2 separate regions of the Homo sapiens genome follow, and region 2 is linked to region 1. A link is an interaction called in ENCODE POLR2A ChIA-PET data of the cell type or tissue named here. Cell type or tissue: Panc1. All regions are shown on one strand. Each heading gives the region's core, and the rest is flanking DNA. Links, peaks and the distances in the headings are about the cores only. Region 1 overlaps ATG7 (autophagy related 7). Region 2 overlaps VGLL4 (vestigial like family member 4).

Region 1 (9,631 bases), core at 796-8,795:
TAAATAGTGTTTTTGTTTGTTTGTTTGTTTGTTTGTTTGTTTTGGGACGGAGTCTTGCTCACTTGCGAGGCTGGAGTGCAGTGGCGTGATCTCAGCTCATTGCAGCCTCCGCCTCCTGGGTTCAAGTGATTCTCCTGCCTCAGCCTCCTGGGGAGCTGGGACTACAGGCGTGCGCCACCACACCCAGCTAATTTTTGTATTTTCAGTAGAGACGGGGTTTCACCATGTTGGCCAGGTTGGTCTCAATCTCTTGACCTTGTAATCTGCCCACCTCGACCTCCCAAAGTGCTGGGATTACAGGCGTGAGCCACTGCGCTCAGCCAGCTACTTAAATGTTTAAGAGAAACCTCTGTCCCAAAGCAACTTGTCACCTAAGGACTTTGCAAATGCACCACTTAGAAAGGCAAATCATAGATTTGAAAGGAATGGTTAAACTGTTATCTGTTAGCAGACATTCATTTAATTCAACTGACATTTGAGTCCCTGCTGTGTGCCAGAGATACAAAGATGATTACAATAGCCACTGTCTTCAAGGAACACTGCCTAGAGGGTGAGACAGACTCATAAGCCAATAATGATCTGTTCAGTTGTGAAATGCCCTACAGCAAGGTCTGTCCTCTTGTTACGGCATCCCAATACCAATTAATTTTGTAAATGTGGAGGACTAGGGAAGGCCTTGCAGAGGATGACTTCTGAGTTGATGTTAAAGGGTCAAGTAGGAGTTTCTAGAAACACCTAGGGGAGAGAACACAAGGAATTCCAGGCAGTGGAGAATTGCATGTATAATAGCCAGAGACAACAAAACATGGCAGTTATGAAGTTGTTTAGTAGAGCAGTTGTGGCTGAGCCTGGGACACCCAATTTTCTACAAATCGTCCTCTTGTCTTTGTGAGTGCCGTTTTAATTTTGGCCATCCTTGGAGTTGGAATCTGGTATACGTTGTCTAATGCTTAAAGCTGCTGTTTTGAATTTTACAATAACATGTAAAACTCTTGCTCACCTAGCACCGAGCTTTTTAGGGAGTTTCCTAGCCTAAGGAATCCAGCAGCTGCAGCAGGGTGGTGTGGAGGGCAGGAAGTCAGGGGATTTCCAGGGTCCTGGCTCTGCATCCCTTGCTGGACTGCCAAGTGACCACAAGCAAGGTGCTCCCCCACTCTGCCCGCCTTCATTTATTTTCTTCAGTGAGTCAGTTGAATGAGATAAGTTCTGGCTCTCTATTGACACTTTATTAGCTTTTATATTTTATATTTCCTTTATTTCACAAGCAATGGATTTTTAATTGCAGAAAAATCAGAAAATATATTTAAGAAAGAAAATAACCACGATCCAGCCATTTAGATCACTGTTAATTGGTGATGTCAACACTTCTTGACTTAAAATATATATGTATGTATATAGGTATACATAGACATCATTTTTCCCTGAACATTCCTACTATAAGGGATTTATGGTACTATATTGAGGATACTCCCTGCTTCTCAGATTTGATAGGGTTTTAAATCTCAATCATTTACAAGGACTGGCCAGAGCCCAGTCGGAAGAGCTCTCTGCAGCCTGTGCCAGGAATCTTTGCATACAGCTTCTCAGTGGCAAATATTACTCAAAACTGGGCTGCAGCCAGATTTTCCTTCTCCTTTCCAAAAGGGATATAAATCTCTGATTTGGAAAATGATGAGTAACCCCCAGGTTCTCTTTTCCTATCTCATTTACCCAGCAAGGCCTCAAATCTTCTATTTTAATGTATGATGGATTCCATATGTATGATTGTGTGGTATAAAATATATCCCACATCTTGTCCTTAGCAACTAGTGTTTTCTCCAATCTCCAGAACTGCTTGGTTCCCAAAAGGAGATGGAATATACAGCCAGAGCTGGTGAGGAGTATTTAGCTACAAGCCTTAACCTCAGAACTCTTGGCTCTTCACTGCCTTGAAAAACCTTGGACATTTCTCCCTTTGCTTCTATTTCCTCATCCATACAGTGGGGAAAATATTTTCTGTTTCCCAGGGAAATTGCAATGGCTGACGTGTATCCAGTTCCCTGTGGCCAAGTACCAAGGCCTTTGCCCACTCCTGGGACTGGTGTTGACATCAGAAATAAGAAAACAAAGACCCCTGTGATTGCATTAGGTCTCCTGAGATACATGCAGCCTTTTCTGGGCTCACTGTCCACACACAGGTATAATGGGAGGGATTGAATCAGGGATTTGAAGGCCAAGGCTGCCCTGGCTTTGAAAGGCTGCAGAAACCTTCCGTTCATGTCTCTTGACAATGACAGCCAAAACCTTTTCCATGATTCCAGAGAACACGGCCTTGCTTGTTACTTTTGACCTGTGGTTTTTAAGACTACCTAATTAGTAGTTAGAACTTGTGATGATTACTCCTTTCCCTGTCACCTGTGGTCACAAACACATCTAGTTTTCCCAGACAAATTTTTTCTTACAGGATCCCTTTTGCCACTCAGACCAGAAAGTTGAGGGCTGTGTTCTCCTTAGATGGTTCCATTGGCAGCCTGGCCCAAGCATAGTCTTCAGGGTATTGAAAAATTGGGTTCCTTTTAGTTTGGAATTAATCTCATTCACCTCTAGTCTTATCCCCAAGCCTATTCTTAAATTTTTTTGAGTCATGGATTGTGTTCAGACTGATGAAAGCAGTCACCACTGTTCCCCTTAAAAATGCAAAGCCAGCTGGGCGTGGTGGCGCACACCTGTAATCCCAGCACTTTGGGAGGCTGAGGCAGGCGGATCACGAGGTCAGGAGATTGAGACCATCCTGGCTAACACGGTGAAACACTGTCTCTACTAAAAAGGCAAAAAATTAGCCAGGCGTGGTGGCAGGTACCTGTAGTCCCAGCTACTCAGGAGGCTGAGGCAGGAGAATGGTGTGAACCTGGGAGGCAGAGTTTGCAGTGAACCAAGATCACGCCACTGCACTCCAGCCTGAGTGACAGAGCAAAAGAAAAAATGCAAAGCCACACAGTTTTACAGACAATTTCAGAGGCTTCATGAAGTCCCTGAAACATCTCTGTGGATCCTAGTAAAGCACCATTGCTCTATGAGTGTTTCTTTGGTACCATTCCCAAGCTCTCCTAGATGAGACACTAGGATATGAGAGTTGCAACCAGTCCCACCATGGCTGCCCCTATGGCTTTGGGAACTGACCATCTACCTCTGGGGACTCCTTTTCCTCAACTGTAGTAAAGGGAGATGCAGGGGCTGATTTACCACTAGTTTTTGTGTCTCTGAGATTGTGTAGTCTCTTGATCAACTATTTCATTTCTTTAGGCCCAGCTGTATCCAACTGGGTGATGGAGGACGGTACTAACTCTCCTCAGAGTTCAGACGGTTAGTTCTCCCTCTGCTAGCAGGGTGCATTGACTTGACTCCTGATGGGCAAAGGTCCCCAACTAGCCACTGCTCATGTTCCTTCTTTTTTTTTTTTTTTTTAAGGAGTCTTGCTCTGTTGCTCAGGCTGGAGTGCAGTGGCGCTATCTCAGCTCACTGCAAGCTCCGCCTCCCAGGTTCATGCCATTCTCCTGCCTCAGCGTCCCAAGTAGCTGGGACTACAGGTGCCTGCCACCACGCCTGGCTAATTCTTTGTACTTTTAGTAGAGACAGGGTTTCACCGTGTTAGCTAGGATGGTCTGGATCTCCTGACCTCATGATCCACCCACCTCGGCCTCCCAAAGTGCTGGGATTACAGGTGTGAGCCACTGCGCCAGGCCCCTTCTTTCTTTTTTTTATTCATATAGTACATTCATCTTCATCCTCTTGCCTATACCCTCAATAACTTTGTAAGATAGGGAGGGAGGAACATGGACTTGTAACTGCTACCCAGCTGCTGAAACAAGGGAGCCATCAGCTGGAACTGGGAAAGCTTTTATGGACATATATGGTCTTACACACACAGGCTTTATACAATGTATATATCACTACTTAGAGTATTTTAAGTACCTAAATATAGGCCTGGCATGGTGGTTCACACCTGTAATATCAGCACTGTGGGAGGCTGAGGGGGGCAGATCACCTGAGGTCAGGAGTTCAAGACCAGCCTGGCCAACATGGCGAAACCCTGTCTCTACTAAAAATACAAAAATTAGCCACACTTGTAATCCCAGCTACTTGGGAGGCTGAGGCAGAAGAATCTTTGAACCCAGGAGGTGGAGGTTGCAGTGAGTCGAGATGGTGCCACTGTGCTCCAGCCTGGGGAACAGAGAGAGACCCTGTCTCAAAAAAAAAAAAAAAAAAAAAAAAAGATGTGAAAGAACTGTTTGAGAATGTCTTATTCCTGAAGTTACCCTTATGACTTGTTCATATAACATGTTATACTGTATTTATGATAGTGATATGGATATGAACTTAATCATAGTTTTCTAGAGTGTCTGACCTTCTCTAGTTTTATATAATTCTTTCATTATGAAAGTTTTGTTAGTGCTTTTTTTTTTTTTTTTTTTAACACAGAATAAGCTACATGGTTCTCTTCTCTAGAATATCTAATGACTGGTTAAATCACATAGCAAAGTTAGACATCTTGAATTTACAGCCATCATACTAAAACGGGAAAATACCGCCTGTGTGGGCCTTAAGCTACTGCAAGTGTGCCAAATGTGAACAGTCAGTGGGAGAATACACATGAGCAAGTTTTGCAAATTAGAGGAGTCTTCTTGACAGTACACAAGGGTGTATTCAGCAGAGTCTTGAGTAAAGGCAGCATCATTGGAATATATGTGCAGCCTCCCACGAGGACTACTGTGGAGCATGTGTTGAATCGTAATCTGAACTCACCTGTCGTCATAAGTCTTGGCAGCTAAGGTGTCTTTGTAATTGACTCTGGATTCACTGAAGCATTTGGATATTTTAAAGAACTCTATTGACCTTCCAACTTGGGATAGAAATCCATGCAAAAGCATATTTTTGTGTTATGTGCGAAGGCCTGGGAAAAATTTGGATTTCTCTTAGTTCTCAGTTGTACTTTGCATTTTCCTTTCTTTATATGTCAGCTCTTCCACAAAGGACCTTGAAGGGAGAGGGTAACGAAAGTGGGGATTGAGGCAAGTGGTAATTACTCATTGTTGTGTTGAAACCTCCTACGTATCCCAAATGTGGAATGTGAGCTCAACATCGCTCTTTCTTAAAGAAGACTATTTATTTTGTTGCCTGAGTAAAACCTTCCATAAAATTGCTAATAGGCCTATGTACAATATTTTCGTTATTTCAGTTTGACTTGACTGATAAGGAAGATTGATTTTAATCATAAGGCACACAGATTTTTTAAAAAGTGAGTGCAAAATGACTTGCTAATAGACTAATGTCTGAGTAAGAAAACAAAAACATGTGTCTCCCAGCTCTATTGGAGGAGCAAGAGTTTCATTTAACAATATCTGCTGTCTTTGCCTAATCACTCACTAGTTGCTATTTTTGATAATATTCCAATAGGCGCTGAAAGTATACCTGGAAAATGAGACCTATGTCATCCTATCCCACTCAGCAGAAGGACTGCAGTCCCAACAAATGGACCCTTTCACAGTGCTCCCTGGAGGAGACTGTATGTTTCTGTTGGGCTGTGCTAGTTTGATCTGTTCTTCTTGGGAAATTGCTTTTACTCTCACAGTATTTTCCTCATAATAGCCTCAGCAGTGGTAACTTTTTGACCTTTGTGGGTGGGTTTGATTTTTTTTTTTTTCCAGAAAGTAATTTGAAGCTGTGTGTTGTGAATAAAGAGAATGAGCAATTTGCAGGAAATTTTTAAAAAACTGCAAGTTAAAGTACTGCAAGGCTTAAAATGGCACATGGGTGTGAACAAATGAGAACGTTAGAAGGGAATTCAAAAGTATCCTATCTTTTGAGCTAAGAGCTGGCAGGACATTTTGATATGACTAGTGCAGCAGCAGTGAGCACTGGCTTTATCTGCTACCCACTAACCATGTGACCTTGAGCAAGTATCTCAAACTTTGAGCTTCAGTTTCCTCAGGTATGATGTAGTTGCAGTACCATAGCCATGAAGTTGGAATAAGAGCTCGTGTGATGGGTGTCATGTAGTTGGCACTGTCAGTGTTTTCCGTTGATCTTTTGTCTGAACAGAGATCAGGTGCCGTTCCCATTTCCTTTCCTGAATATACTCATTTTTGTCATTTACAGCCATAAAAAACTTTCCATCTTTAGAAGTTGACAAAAAAGGAGGGGAACAAAAAAGGGCCTGGCCTCAAGATGTGAGCAAATACTAATGTGCAAGTTTTTAGATTCTTTTTCTTTTTCTTTCCTTTTCCCTTTTCTTTTCATGACAGCTGTAAATCTAGGAGCTTAATTATTAACCTAAATGAAGCTGAGGTTTAATGTTCCCCGGAGCATGCACTGATGGGGAAGGATGAATTCTCATTTCCTGGAGGCTGAAGATCTGTGCAGGTGTCTGTGGCCAATGTTAAGCCTACGACTTTAGATGAGCTGGCATAAATCTTGGGAGAGTTTTCTTGTCTGTGTTCCCTCTGAATTTCTCTGTGCTGTTAGAGGCAGGGACAGAAGAGAACCAGCATGGCAGTGCTGGGCTCAGGGTGATGCCTGCCTGCCAGCACAGCGGTTCTTGTCCCTGTCCCACATTGCTTCTTGGAAGCCTTTTTACAGCCTCAATCATCTTGCTTTTTCTACCGCAGCTATAAATGGGTTGGAAGCCAGTGCAACATGGGCAGGGAGGACTTGGTTTAATCTTTTCAAGTGCTACAGCATTTCTCTGTTCCTTTGGCATCGTTTTATGGATGTTTTCCCAGTATCCCTTTCCAGTGTCTTATGAATTGGCTAGCAAGAGCGCTTCCCAGTCTATCAGATGGAGAGAGCATTAGGCTCAGAGAAATTACATGAAAGTCCAGGATTTCCAACTTCTTGTTCACTTTTCTACCATATTAATCATCTCTCAGACAGTGATGTGGTAGGATTCATATGCATAGAATTCCATTGTACTTATTGGGGGGGGGGTAATTTCACTTTAAATTTTTAGCAGCTTCGAGGACTTAATTGGTTAGGCTCCTTCAGGCTGTCTTTGGAAATCTTGTCCTTTGAAAAGGGAATGCTGATACCCAGAGGAATGTATTTCTTATGGTCATGTTTCAGACTGTAGCATCTTGAAAGTCATGTGGGCTAGAGCAACTTCTAGGTGTCCTTTAGCACAGATGCAGGCTGGGGGTTGAGAGTTTAAAAGCTTTTTCTCAAACTGTTTATGACAAACATAGTTCATCTCCCATTTTGGTTAATTCTCAGCTTAAGTATTTTAAGAAACATTTGGAGGGCAGGGACATGCAGCTGCTAAGAATCCAAGACAGTGCTGTTTTGAAAATGCAAATATTTCTGGTTTGCATTTACTTGAAGTAGGGTAGCTTTCTCCCATATATTCCCTTGAATACAGATATTCTTTAAATGACATCATTTTGAGTAGAATACAGAGTCCAGGTGGTTTTGGGGAAATCATTAAAAAAACAAACAAAAAAAACAAAACAAAACAAAAAAACAAAAGCTTAGGTATCATTGCATTCTAGGGGCCAAGAAACAGAACGATGGTATTTTTGGCAGGCACCCAGGCCCAGCAAAACCCACACCCCAAGGCTGTCTCTGTAGCTTCCTGTGGTTTTCCCACTGAAGAGAAACAGCCTTTCTCTTGGAGGGCCTGGGATGGCAAATATGTATATCAGCTTGATCAGAATCATAATATTCCGGCTTTGAGGTTATGTCCCAACAGGCTTCATTTAGGAAATTTGATGCACCACAATTGTTGCAAACTGAGCTGAACTGATTTTGTGGCTCCTAATGGTGCAAGTTTTTTGTTTGTTTGGTAGAAACTGGTAACGTCCTATATTAGAAGTTATGCTACCAGGTGATCTGTAACAATAAAGTCAAGTCTCAGACTAAATTTTGCCACAGATAAGAACATTAGCAAGCAGGCACAAAAGTTAGTCATTCAGCATGTTCCTGTGGACTGGGAAAAGCCCCAACCTGTCCTTTGGGTATGTATCTCACGTCAAAGTTTAGGTAGAAACAGATGCAGAAAAATTCTCAATACAGGACACATCTAAACTTTTCATTGGCGCAGGTGATGGAATCCTCTGTTAAGTGTCCAGACCCAGGACCAGAGTGCCACTGCAGAAAGTGTTAGGCTGCCTGGTTTGCCAGATTCTTATAACCCACGTATATATGCAAGGTTAGAGATCCCTGTACAGTATTTCCAGCCAACACATATATATATTGAATTCTATTGTTTTCATCGGAAAAATTATTTCTACCATCCTTTATACTTGTGAGGAAATCCTCTAGTATAGATTTCAAAGCTGTAGCTGATGCTTTTGTAATAGCCACACCTGGGGTATGCACTCCTGATTAGGGTACCTCAGATACTAACTAGCTACCCATAAGAGGAAGGGAGGGAGGGAGGGAGAAAGGGTTTGTGTGTCTTCCCACATACTTGCATGCATTCATACTGTGTATTCAGAAATATTTAAAAATAAATTACAGATAATAGGTATCTCTTTATTTGACCCTGGAAATATTATGTCTTGTATAATGTTGCCAGCCATTCATGAGTGACTTGAAATGTCAACTGACCTTTGGCCTGCCATGGTGTTTTAGTCAGAGCCATTGATGAATGGCTCACCATGGGGCAGAGAAGAGAGAAGAGAATGATAATTTTTGATAGTTTTGTAGGTTTTTTTTTTCTTTTATCTCAGTCTCATTCGGTTGCCCAGGCTGGAGTGCAGAGGTGCGATCTTGGCTCACTGCAACCTCCACCTCCAAGGTTCAAGGGATTCTCGTGCCTCACCCTCGCAAGTAGCTGGGAATACTGGTGCATGCCACCACACCAGGCTAATTGTTGTATATTTTGTAGAGATAGGGATTCGCCATGTTGCCTAGGCTGGTCTCAGACTCCTGAGCTCAAGCAGTCCTCCTCCCTTGGCCTCCCAAAGTGCTGGGATTACAGGCATAAGCCACCATGCCCGGCCAGCTTTGTAGGCTTTTTCAAGCTTTTTTGCATTCTTTCATTTGATATTCTGGTATTGTGGAGATGTTGTATCCCCCACTCAATTTTATACACAAATCGTTGTCCAGGGTCATAGAATGAGTAAATTACAGGAACTATAACTTGAACGAACTCTCATCCTTTATAGTTCCTCTGTACTATAAGGGCAAGTTACTACCAAGAAGAGCTATTACTATTCTTCAAAGAATACCATAGAACTTTTTCACCTTGGGGCAGTTATTGCCAAGGTAAGACCATGTACTAAGGATATATTATATAACAGAATGCTGGGAGATTTCTGTCTTAACTAGTGATAGGACAGGTGATTTAAACCAGCTCTCTTACTGAAGTCACCTTAAGAAACTGGATCAGTTGCTTCTAAAAATCTTCTTAAACATCAAATCACTATTATAAGGAGATTCTGAGTTGAGCTTTGAGAGAGAATGTAAGCACAGAGGAGCAAAGCCGTAGTATTAGGGCAATTTTTTGTTTTATGGCCATTTGCTGATCAGGAAAAGGAAGTTGAGAGCGTGAGCCACACCTTTAGTGTCCTTTCAAGGTGAAGGAGATAAAACTTGTAGTCTGGGTGCTTTCAAGCCTGAGAACCCTTATAAATCATTCTTGACTTTGGGTTGGAAC
Region 2 (9,631 bases), core at 599-8,598, 200 kb after region 1:
ACAATCGCTTTGTCGGGAGCCCTCAAATAATCTTCCCCAAGAGTTGGCACAGGGATACCAGGAGGAGCCTGCGTGATGGAGAGAGGCCTGACATGCATGAAAAGATGCCACTGGCAACAAATATGTTAGTTTCAAATATTAGCCTCAAAATGAAAGTCACAAGGGAAGTTGGAGAATCCAAACTGCTTGCCCTGAATTGCACGAGACCTGCTTCTCACACAGACAACAAACTCTGTGTAGCTTGCCGAAAGTCGAGAAATAATAGCAGGGATTTAAATAAATTATTTTGAAATTAAACCATGGCTAGTGGCCAAAGAGACTTTCAAGGCAAGGCCAAGGAGGCCATCTTCTGAGTAATAATACTGGGAGAGGGAGTTTGGGAGCAGATCACAAAGTCCTTGATGGTCATCCTAAAGGAACTGTGTCTTATTTCACAGTCCAAAGGGGGCCAGAGCCACAATCCAGTGATAAACTCAGCAAAGTCCTCCAATGAGGTTCTAGAGGAATCCCTGCCGATGAAGGAGCTGCATGGCTCAGGCGCCTTTCAGCAATGCCTCCCCTACCAAGCGTAGCCATGGTAGACAGTCAGCTTCTAGGTGACATGGAGTGTCTGTGTTTCTATCACTGGACGTAACTTGCTCAAAAGCCAACGGCCTAAGACAAAATGATGTGGTGTCATTCAAAACCAACACACAGAGGATGACAGCTATTAGTGATACAAGCACAAATCTGTCACACAAAAATAAAATAAACGCAACAACAATCTACTAGAAAACAGCCGAAAAACACTTTGGCTTTGAGGACTTTTTGGAAAAATTTGAAAAATACCAGAACTGGTACATACTTGGGCCGAGATGTGTTTGCTTTTCTAGCAGAGTATGAGCAAATCTGCACTTTGGGTCAATTTCCACCCAAAAGAAATGTCTGGTCATCTCTCTGCCCTGTGAGACTCAACCCAAATGCACTGAATTCCTCACTTTCATATACCTCACTTTATGTTCACACTTGGACTGGAGCCAGATGCATAAGCAAGAAATACAGAGGAGTGAAAAAAATCATTTCATCCACACAAGAAACCTGGGGGGCTTCTTACTGAGAGTCAACACCGGGATGAGATCACGTGCCGTGAAAGAAGCATCACGGGCAGGGCTGGTGCTACCGACTGAACCTCGCGCATGTGTGCGTTTTCGTTTTCTGTTTTCAAGAGCTTAGCAGGGAAAGGAGAGCGGTGGCGCTCTGTTCTGGCACATGTGGAAGTAAACATCAAGGCTCTAAGGGAGAAAATGGAAGTATACTAAGTGGTGCCACTCAGGGTTTATGTGGGCTTAAAAGTGATTCTTAACATCTGTCCCAAAGGGAAGAGTGTTTCCACAGAGCTCTCCTCGTGGCTCCTTTTTCATTCACACATTTACTCAGCACCTGGTTGGTGTCAGGCACTGGGAGGGTATAGTGCTACAGACCTGAGCAAATTCAGCCCCTGGTCTGGTGGAACTTGTAGACCAGGGAAGGGGACAGACAGCTGGACACCCAACTGTAGCAGAGTGTCATCGTTTTACACAAAGTAGTATTCACCTTGAAGCAGGAGGAAGTGCCACTTGCCAGAGGAGGTGGCTTTCAGAACCACACTGGAGGATGAAGTGAGTGTGCAGGCCCCCAGTTGGGCTGCAGCCCAGGGGGTCCTACAGGCAGACGCCCATGGAGATGGGCCTTGGCAGTGTCACCCTGTGGTGGACTGGGAGCCGTGGAAGGATTCCAAGCAGAGATGAATACTTCAGAAACCACCTTCTGACACTCGAGCACCAGTAAGACCAGCCAGGAGGGCACTGCCGTGCAAACAGGGGGCTAAACTACAGCCCCAGCCAGGGCCTACTGGGAAGTTAGCAGGCTGATCCACAGGCAATGACAGGAGGAAGGAGGAGGCAACGTCCCAGACAAATGGAAAGAGAGTTGTATCAGTCATGAATAGGGGGACAGAAGGCAAGGAGTAGACTTGGTGAAGTGCTGGAAGAACAATGGAGCAGCTGATGGCAATTCCAGTGAGGCGGTGCTGAATTTAGGGCACACATACAACACCCAGTGAGAGGGTGGATCTATGGGGTGTGAAGGCTTGGTCTAGGCTAGAGGTAAAGATGTGGGACTCAACCTATTGTGGCAAGTCCAGCCACGGGTTCATGTGTGACTTGGTTATAAGGGTCTGTGCAGGCAGAATGCCAGAGCCCTGGAGAATACCAATAACAACGAGTCTCTGGAAGATCCTGAGGAGTGGCCACAGAGGTGGGAGGGGACCACAGAAAGCCAGAAAAGGGCCACAGGAAGCAGGGGAGGAGAGCCCTTCAGGGAAGAGGAAATCAAATAAGACAAGGGACTGCACTCTTTCCTGAACCTGGCAACCAGTAGGTCACTCCTGAATGCAGGGAGAGGATTCAACAGAATTGTTGGTATGGATAACAGCACTGGACTAGGGAGTGGATATAAAAGAACAGGTGATCTCTCTAGAAATAGCTATGGAGGCGGGGAGAGGTAGGGATGGAAGATAAGCAGGCACAGGGTCAAAGGAGGACAGAACCTCAAGTTTCCTCAATTTCTCTGGCCTCAGTGAATTTCTCTGAAAGCCCCAAGCATTAAAGATGGCACCCAGCAGCCCCAAGTCACGGAATTAAACACCATTTCATGTTCATACTTAAACTTTACAGCACCAGAGCCTTGCAAGTCTGAAGGTTTGTGATAAGAGAATTTTGGAACCAAATAAAATGCTCCTTTTGTTAGGCAATATTTATGGGGCAAGTATGCTCCAAGGAATATTAAAAATAGGTCTTATGAAAAGGGGATGAAGGATTCTGTCTTAGCTTGAGCTGCCATAACAAAATACTGTGGACTTCGTGACTTAAACAGACGTTTGTTTTCTCACAGTCCTGAAGGCTGGCAGTCTGAGATTCGGACGCCAGCATGGTTGGTGACTGGTGAGGGCGCTTTTCCCGGCCTAGAGACAGCCGCCTTCTTGCTGTGTCCTTATGTGGTGGGGAGAAAGCAAGCAAGATCGCTGTTTCTTCTTATAAGGGCACTAATCCTAACAGACCAGAGCCTGCCCTCATGACCTCATGAAACCCTCATCACCTCCCAAAGGCTTCATCTCTAAAGAGCATCACATCGGGGGTTGAGGCTTCCACACGAGAATTTTGAGGGGACACCACTCAGTCCATAACAGATTCAATGGCCAATTCCATTTGAGAAACTCGGCTAAACAGTGTTTCTGCGCATAAGACTTCTCAAAGCCTGAAAGGTGCTAACATGCAGGAGCAGACCTGGGAGACTGAGTTTGGGACCACCGAACTTTGACCAGGGAACACTTCCGTTTCCCTTAGAGCATCTTGAGAGAAGAGTGTTTTGAGACAGTCTGAGCAGTGGCGAGGGGTGTCACTCCAGTTGTCAGATGCAGCTGAGGAAATGACTCCTAACAAGCTAGAAAACTCATAACCATCCCTAGTTGGGTTCAATGACATGGAAATTTAGGGATGCAGCAAGATTTCAGTTCTCAGATGTGCTTCTACATTGACCTGACGTAATAGGAGTTGGTTTGTCCTTTCTACTTGGCCTTGACCCAGTTTCTGGAGCTTGTTTCTATGTAGATTCATTAGCTGCATTATTCTTAGGTCTCTTCAAGAAGAAAGGCAAGAGGTAGTATAAGAAGTTGGAGGAGAGGGCAGTAGCAACAGTTGCTTCCTTCTATTCTGCAGTATGTGTTGCCTCTGCTGGGGCTGGAAGGCTCGGATCCAGAACTCAGATCCCTTGTCTGGCACAGTTTCTAGCTACTGCCAGACCCAGAACATTACTGCAACATTAAGCCCTCTAATTATGTTTTGGAGACAATCTGTGAAGAAATTTCAAAATGAAGAGTGTGTGTGTGTGTGTGTGTGTGTGTGTGTGTGTGTGTGTGTGTGTGTTTTAACCCATAGAAACAGCAAAATGGAGAGAGAGCAAGACCTGCCATTTAACTAAAAACTACACCAGATACAGAATGTGGAGCTTGTAAACCACCTTGCTATGTTCCAGCTGCCATGTGACACAAGCAAATAATTGCTTTATCAGCAAGAAATTAGAGGAAAATAAAAGAACCATCAATAGCCACACCTAGCCAAATTTGTTAGCATTTCTCTTCCCAGTCTTCAATCAAATCTATTAATGTAGATTTGGGACAGCACTTCATATACATTCAGGACAAACTGGTTTTGTGTCACAGTAAGAGGTCTATGAAGGTCACAGGCAATGTCGAGGTTAATCCTCTAGCTACGGATAAAAAGAGCTGCTACATATGTGCCCAGAGCAGAAGCATCTTCGCGAAGACAGCATTCCAAAAAGCACACTCAGAGGATCAGGAAAACAGCAGAATCCTGGGTTGTTTTGTTTCCTTACATTTTGAATACACTTGCATCATGTTAAAAGGTGACTCTGCACAGACCAATGCACATTCTGTCACATACCCCAAACGTCCTCTAATAGGCGTTCCTCTTTGAGAAAAAAGTCCTTTCAAGGTTTTCGTCCCACTTTTATAAACTTCATGGCACAGATCAGAACCACAGAGGCTAAAGCCTAAGTCCCCAGTGCAGCCTGGAACAGCCTTTGTTCTGCTTCTCTGACTCCTGTCCCCCCTTGGCATTTCTTCATTCTGTGTCGTCGTTTGGCCAGAAAAAATGCCAGCAGCAAGATGGGGAACTGCCTTCCCAGCTCTCTGCGAAGACTCTTAAGGCAGAAGCGAGGCCTGCTGGGAGAAGGCTGATGTCAGCTCTTAAGAGCACAGCTCCCTGCTCGGATAAGGAGGCCTTTGTTTTCAGCTCAACTGTGAAAATGAGAAAATGCCTCTAGCCTGACAAACAAGAAACCCACACAACACAGGTCAGGCCTGTGACCTTTACTTAAAGGTACCACACTCCATTAGCAAAACACTTCCAGGGAATCTGCAGATCCAAGAGTGGCCCTCAGAGAAGAGCAGCTCTGCTTCCACCTCAGGAAGGCAGGTTACAACCCTGAAGCAAACCTCACAGAGAATCAGTTCCTCGGTGACGATCCTCCCTAATGGGAATGGAAACACACACAACTGACATACATGGGGCAAAGTGGGGGGATGCTAAAGAAACTAAAAATCCCGATGTAACAACAATATTGCAGTTTCCACATTAGTAATTTAGGACAACTACATTTATGACCATAAAATATCCTCTTAAATCCCCAGAATGCCTTTGGGAATACTTGTAAGATACAGTATGAAAGTAAAGAATATAGAATTTCAGCACTGACCCTACCAAGTTTAGACTATGCCAAGGAGGCGTGGCAGAAAGAAAGAGCAGATAGTTTGAAGGATTCCATTCCATAGGCTTTGATTTATGAAATCTAGAGGGAAAAAAAACACATGTCTTCAAATACTTAAAGTAAATTATAAAATGCTCCAGTTTGAATCTTTTAGGCTAAGGTTACTATTGGCTTGGGCCACTAACTTAAAATTGGGCCACAGATTTTAAACAAGAATTAAAACAATCTAAAAAGCAGCTTCCCAAGCGTAAAGAAAACCCTTGTTTGTTCCTGTGGGATTCTCACCTGTACAAAGACTCATTTCAGGCCTCTTGGGGGCAGCTGGACAGCACTCCCCCTTCCACAATCCCTGAGGGAACCCTGGTGAGGCTGTGGGGACCTGGAGTGTGCCGAACTACTAACGTCCCGGGGCCTCCACCCCTTTACTTCCCTCCATCCTCCTTTGTGTGTGCTAAAATGAACAGTCCCCACCTCCCAAATATCCTCAGTAGTGTGTGGTTTGAGAGTGCTTAGGCTGCATCGTCCCAAACTATCAGGCATTAGGGTCCAGTATCGAATGATTCATCGCAGTTGGATATGTGTGCTATTAGCATAAATATCCCATGGTGGCTGACAGCACTGGCTCTAGGATCACACAGCCTGAGTTTTGAATCCTGGCTCTGGTACTTACCAGAGTGTGTGACCCTGAACAAGTTACAGAACTCTCAGTGTTACCATCTGTAAAGGAGGGATAACGATAGTCTCCACCTCATAGAACTGTGAGGATAAAACGATCGTGCCCATGAAGCACGCAGCACAGTGCCAGCGCACAAGGGCTCACGAGTTGCTGTTACTAACAAGCCCTGGAAAAAAGCCCTCCCAATTCTCTGGATGCTGAGAATCAGGACCTATCATCATTCTCCATGATGAAAAGTTCACCTCTCTCTAAAGCTTGTGTAGACATGAACACAATAACTTGTTTTGCCTATAAATACACATTACTGTTTACGACGTCCCAGCTGCTAGCAGGGTCAAGGGACTAAAATAACCTCAGCTTTTCCATTTCCTCTGGGTTCACTTTTAACCTGAAATGAGGAATTGCTTCCTTCACTCTCATGGAATTTGTGAAATAGTCTCTTGGTAACTGGTCCATATACATCCAAACTAAAGGCTCTAAAGACATAGAAGCAACAGCTGCCAAAGAGGGTATGATCATGTTGCCAAAGATTTTACATCCAGATACCAAAAACTACAGATACTGCAGAACATTTGAGGTCTCATATATATAATCAACTCTTCTGCAAAAGATAAAGAAAATCCAGGGAAAACCCCCAATCCCATTTTAGCCAATCATCAATTTCTTCTTCTTACTGAGTTCCTATTATATGCCCAGCACCTGATTTCAAAGGCTTCCTCCAACCTTTTGTTAAGCTGAATGAATTCGTGGTTTTGAGTTTGTTTTTCCCTCTTTTTCTATTCACCCCTATGGTGAGAAAAGTGAAGTGACAGGGCCAGGAAAAAACAAAACAAAACAAAACACCAGATGAACAATGAAGGATGAAAGGACAATGCAAGCAAAGGAAGAGGGAGGGAAGAGGAGGAAGAGGAGCTGCAACAGGAACCGGAGAGCCCAAGCCTGGAATACACACTCAAGGGCACACCAGAATCGGGACATCGGGCTCCAGCAAACACTTCAAAGGAAGCGTCATAGAAGCAAAGACAACAAGGGGCCCATCTCACACCAGGACCGTGTTTCAAAGGCCCCCCATCAGCGAGGGGAGGCTGCGTTTTCTTTCACTGGGCCCTTCCTCGTTCATTATGGGTTGCTCAGTGGGTCTGTGGCAAACACAGCTGGATGGAGCACAAGGCTAGTGACCATGGCTTTGATCCCAGTGTGAGCCTAGGGGCTCTGCCCTATTCTGTGGCCGGGGGCAAATACACTGTAAATATATACTGCTGATCAAAGAGAGGATGCCTGCTCCAACGGGAACGTGGGCTCAAACAGCACTTCCCCTAGAGACAGGGTCCAATTCAAGTCAACATAAAATTATTTAGCACCTAACACATGCCAGACATTGGACTGGTCAAGTGTCATCTTAAATACATGATGTGCACCTCTAAAGCTGCATGTAATTCCCCAGGTGGGATGTAGCTATGGCATCATCAAATGATCACTGGTGTTGGTGTCACACACAGCAGGGTTAATCCCAGCTGCCAACAACTTAGACACATCATCCTCTCACAAACTCAATTTTTGCTTTTATAAAATCAATCTGATATAGACAAAAAGACAGAGATAGACAGATAGATGTAGAAATGTGCCTACCTAGTGTAAAGGGTCACAATTATTGTGAGAGTTAAATGAGATAATATATTTCAAGTGTCCAACACACGGCCAGTCTGAAGTAAGCACTCAATAAATGTTCCCTTCCTCACAGGTGACACATCCCACTCTAAGTCTACACACACACAGGTGACAACCTCTTCATTTCAGCACAGAGCCCTCTCAAGGTTCTACCCACGAAGCAGCCTAGAATGACTCTCACAACCGATATGAATTTACCATACTGTTACACTGCACCCACTGTTTGCCTTCAAGAGTTTTAATTCTATTACAAATACACAAGATATTAAAATGCACGAGGTCATCCATTGCAGCACTGTTAGTATTGTAAAGCACCTGAAATTGCCAAAATGTCCAAACACAGGGGACTGGTTGGATGAGCTTTGATGCATGCAGGTAATAGAGTGCCACGCAGCTGAAATCCAGAGTGAGGAGCTGGTAGGAAAAGATTTCCATGATGTGTCATTGAAAAACACGAAGGCGGCCAGGCACGGTGGCTCACGCCAGTAATCCCAGCACTTTGGGAGGCCGAGGCGGGCGGATCACCTGAGATCGGGAGTTCAAGACCAGCCTGACCAACATGGAGAAACCCCATCTCTACTAAAAATACAAAATTAGCCGGGCATGGTGGCGCATGCCTATAATCCTAGCTACTCGGGAGGCTGAGGCAGGAGAATCGCTGGAACCCAGGAGGTGGAGGTTGTGGTGAGCCGAGATTGCCTCATTGCACTCCAGCCTGGGCAACAAGAGTGAAACTCCATCTCAAACAAACAAACAAACAAACAAAATAAGAAAACACCAAGGCTGAAGTGAGTACACACAGTAGGCTATCGCACATGTAAGAAAGAAGGGGAAATGCAGAGAAATGCAAATCAAAACCACAATGAGATACCATCTCACACCAGTTAGAATGGCAATCATTAAAAAGTCAGGAAACAACAGGTGCTGGAGAGGATGTGGAGAAATAGGAACACTTTTACACTGTTGGTGGGACTGTAAACTAGTTCAACCACTGTGGAAGTCAGTGTGGTGATTCCTCAGGGATCTAGAACTAGAAATACCATTTGACCCAGCCATCCCATTACTGGGTATATACCCAAAGGACTATAAATCATGCTGCTATAAAGACACATGCACACGTATGTTTATTGCAGCACTATTCACAATAGCAAAGACTTGGAACCAACCCAAATGTCCAACAATGATAGACTGGATTAAGAAAATGTGGCACATATACATCATGGAATACTATGCAGCCATAAAAAATGATGAGTTTATGTCCTTTGTAGGGACATGGATGAAATTGGAAATCATCATTCCCAGTAAACTATCACAAGGACAAAAAACCAAACACCGCATGTTCTCACTCATAGGTGGGAATTGAACAATGAGAACACATGGACACAGGAAGGGGAACATCACACTCTGGGGACTGTTGTGGTGTGGGGGGGGCGGGGAATAGCATTAGGAGATATACCTAATGCTAAATGACAAGTTAATGGGTGCAGCACACCATCATGGCACATGTATACACATGTAACTAACCTGCACATTGTGCACATGTACCCTAAAACTTAAAGTATAATAATAATAAAATAAGATAAAATAAAAAAAAAGAAAGAAGGGGAAATGATAAAACATTCACATATTTGCTTGATTTACCAAAACAGAAACACAAGAAGGATGCTTTGCTTCCAGGGAAGGGAGTAAAAGGTGTGAACAAGACAGGGTAGGGAGTAACATTAAAAGCACACTTTTTAGTACAGTTTTAACTTTGGGGAGCATGTTCATATCTTACATACTCAAAAAATAAAATTTGAAAGGATGGAAAAAGTCTAAAACTGAATGCAAACAGAAATGAATGAACCTAACAATATATTTCAAATAATACAACAATACTGAGGAGAAAAGGGAAAGTAACTCTTCAAATTCATCCTGTGACTATTATACCCTCAGCATGGGAGAAGGAAAAACCATAAACAAATCCTGAACTCTTTTTAGTTT

What was found. Peaks named below come from ENCODE experiments on the same cell type or tissue, not always from the same donor. Only the 100,000 strongest peaks of a DNase experiment are listed, where the experiment ranks them.
Region 2: POLR2A ChIA-PET joins it to region 1 with 14 read pairs; 4 of 35 experiments call an interaction of 5 or more read pairs at or near these places.

What each region holds. Positions count from the first base shown.
Region 1 is chr3:11,385,006-11,394,636 of GRCh38, forward strand. All of the region lies in intron 19 of ATG7 (autophagy related 7), which reads left to right. Among named protein-coding and RNA genes, the nearest start is that of ATG7, 120 kb to the left of the region's middle. In Panc1, for the core only: no CTCF peak of the experiment used is centred there; no DNase peak of the experiment used is centred there; H3K27ac peaks cover 6,419 bases.
Region 2 is chr3:11,586,771-11,596,401 of GRCh38, forward strand. The region is part of intron 2 of VGLL4 (vestigial like family member 4); the gene reads right to left. Among named protein-coding and RNA genes, the nearest start is that of VGLL4, 52 kb to the right of the region's middle. RefSeq lists enhancers at 6,447-6,978, 6,979-7,509. In Panc1, for the core only: no CTCF peak of the experiment used is centred there; no DNase peak of the experiment used is centred there; H3K4me3 peaks cover 889 bases; H3K27ac peaks cover 7,687 bases.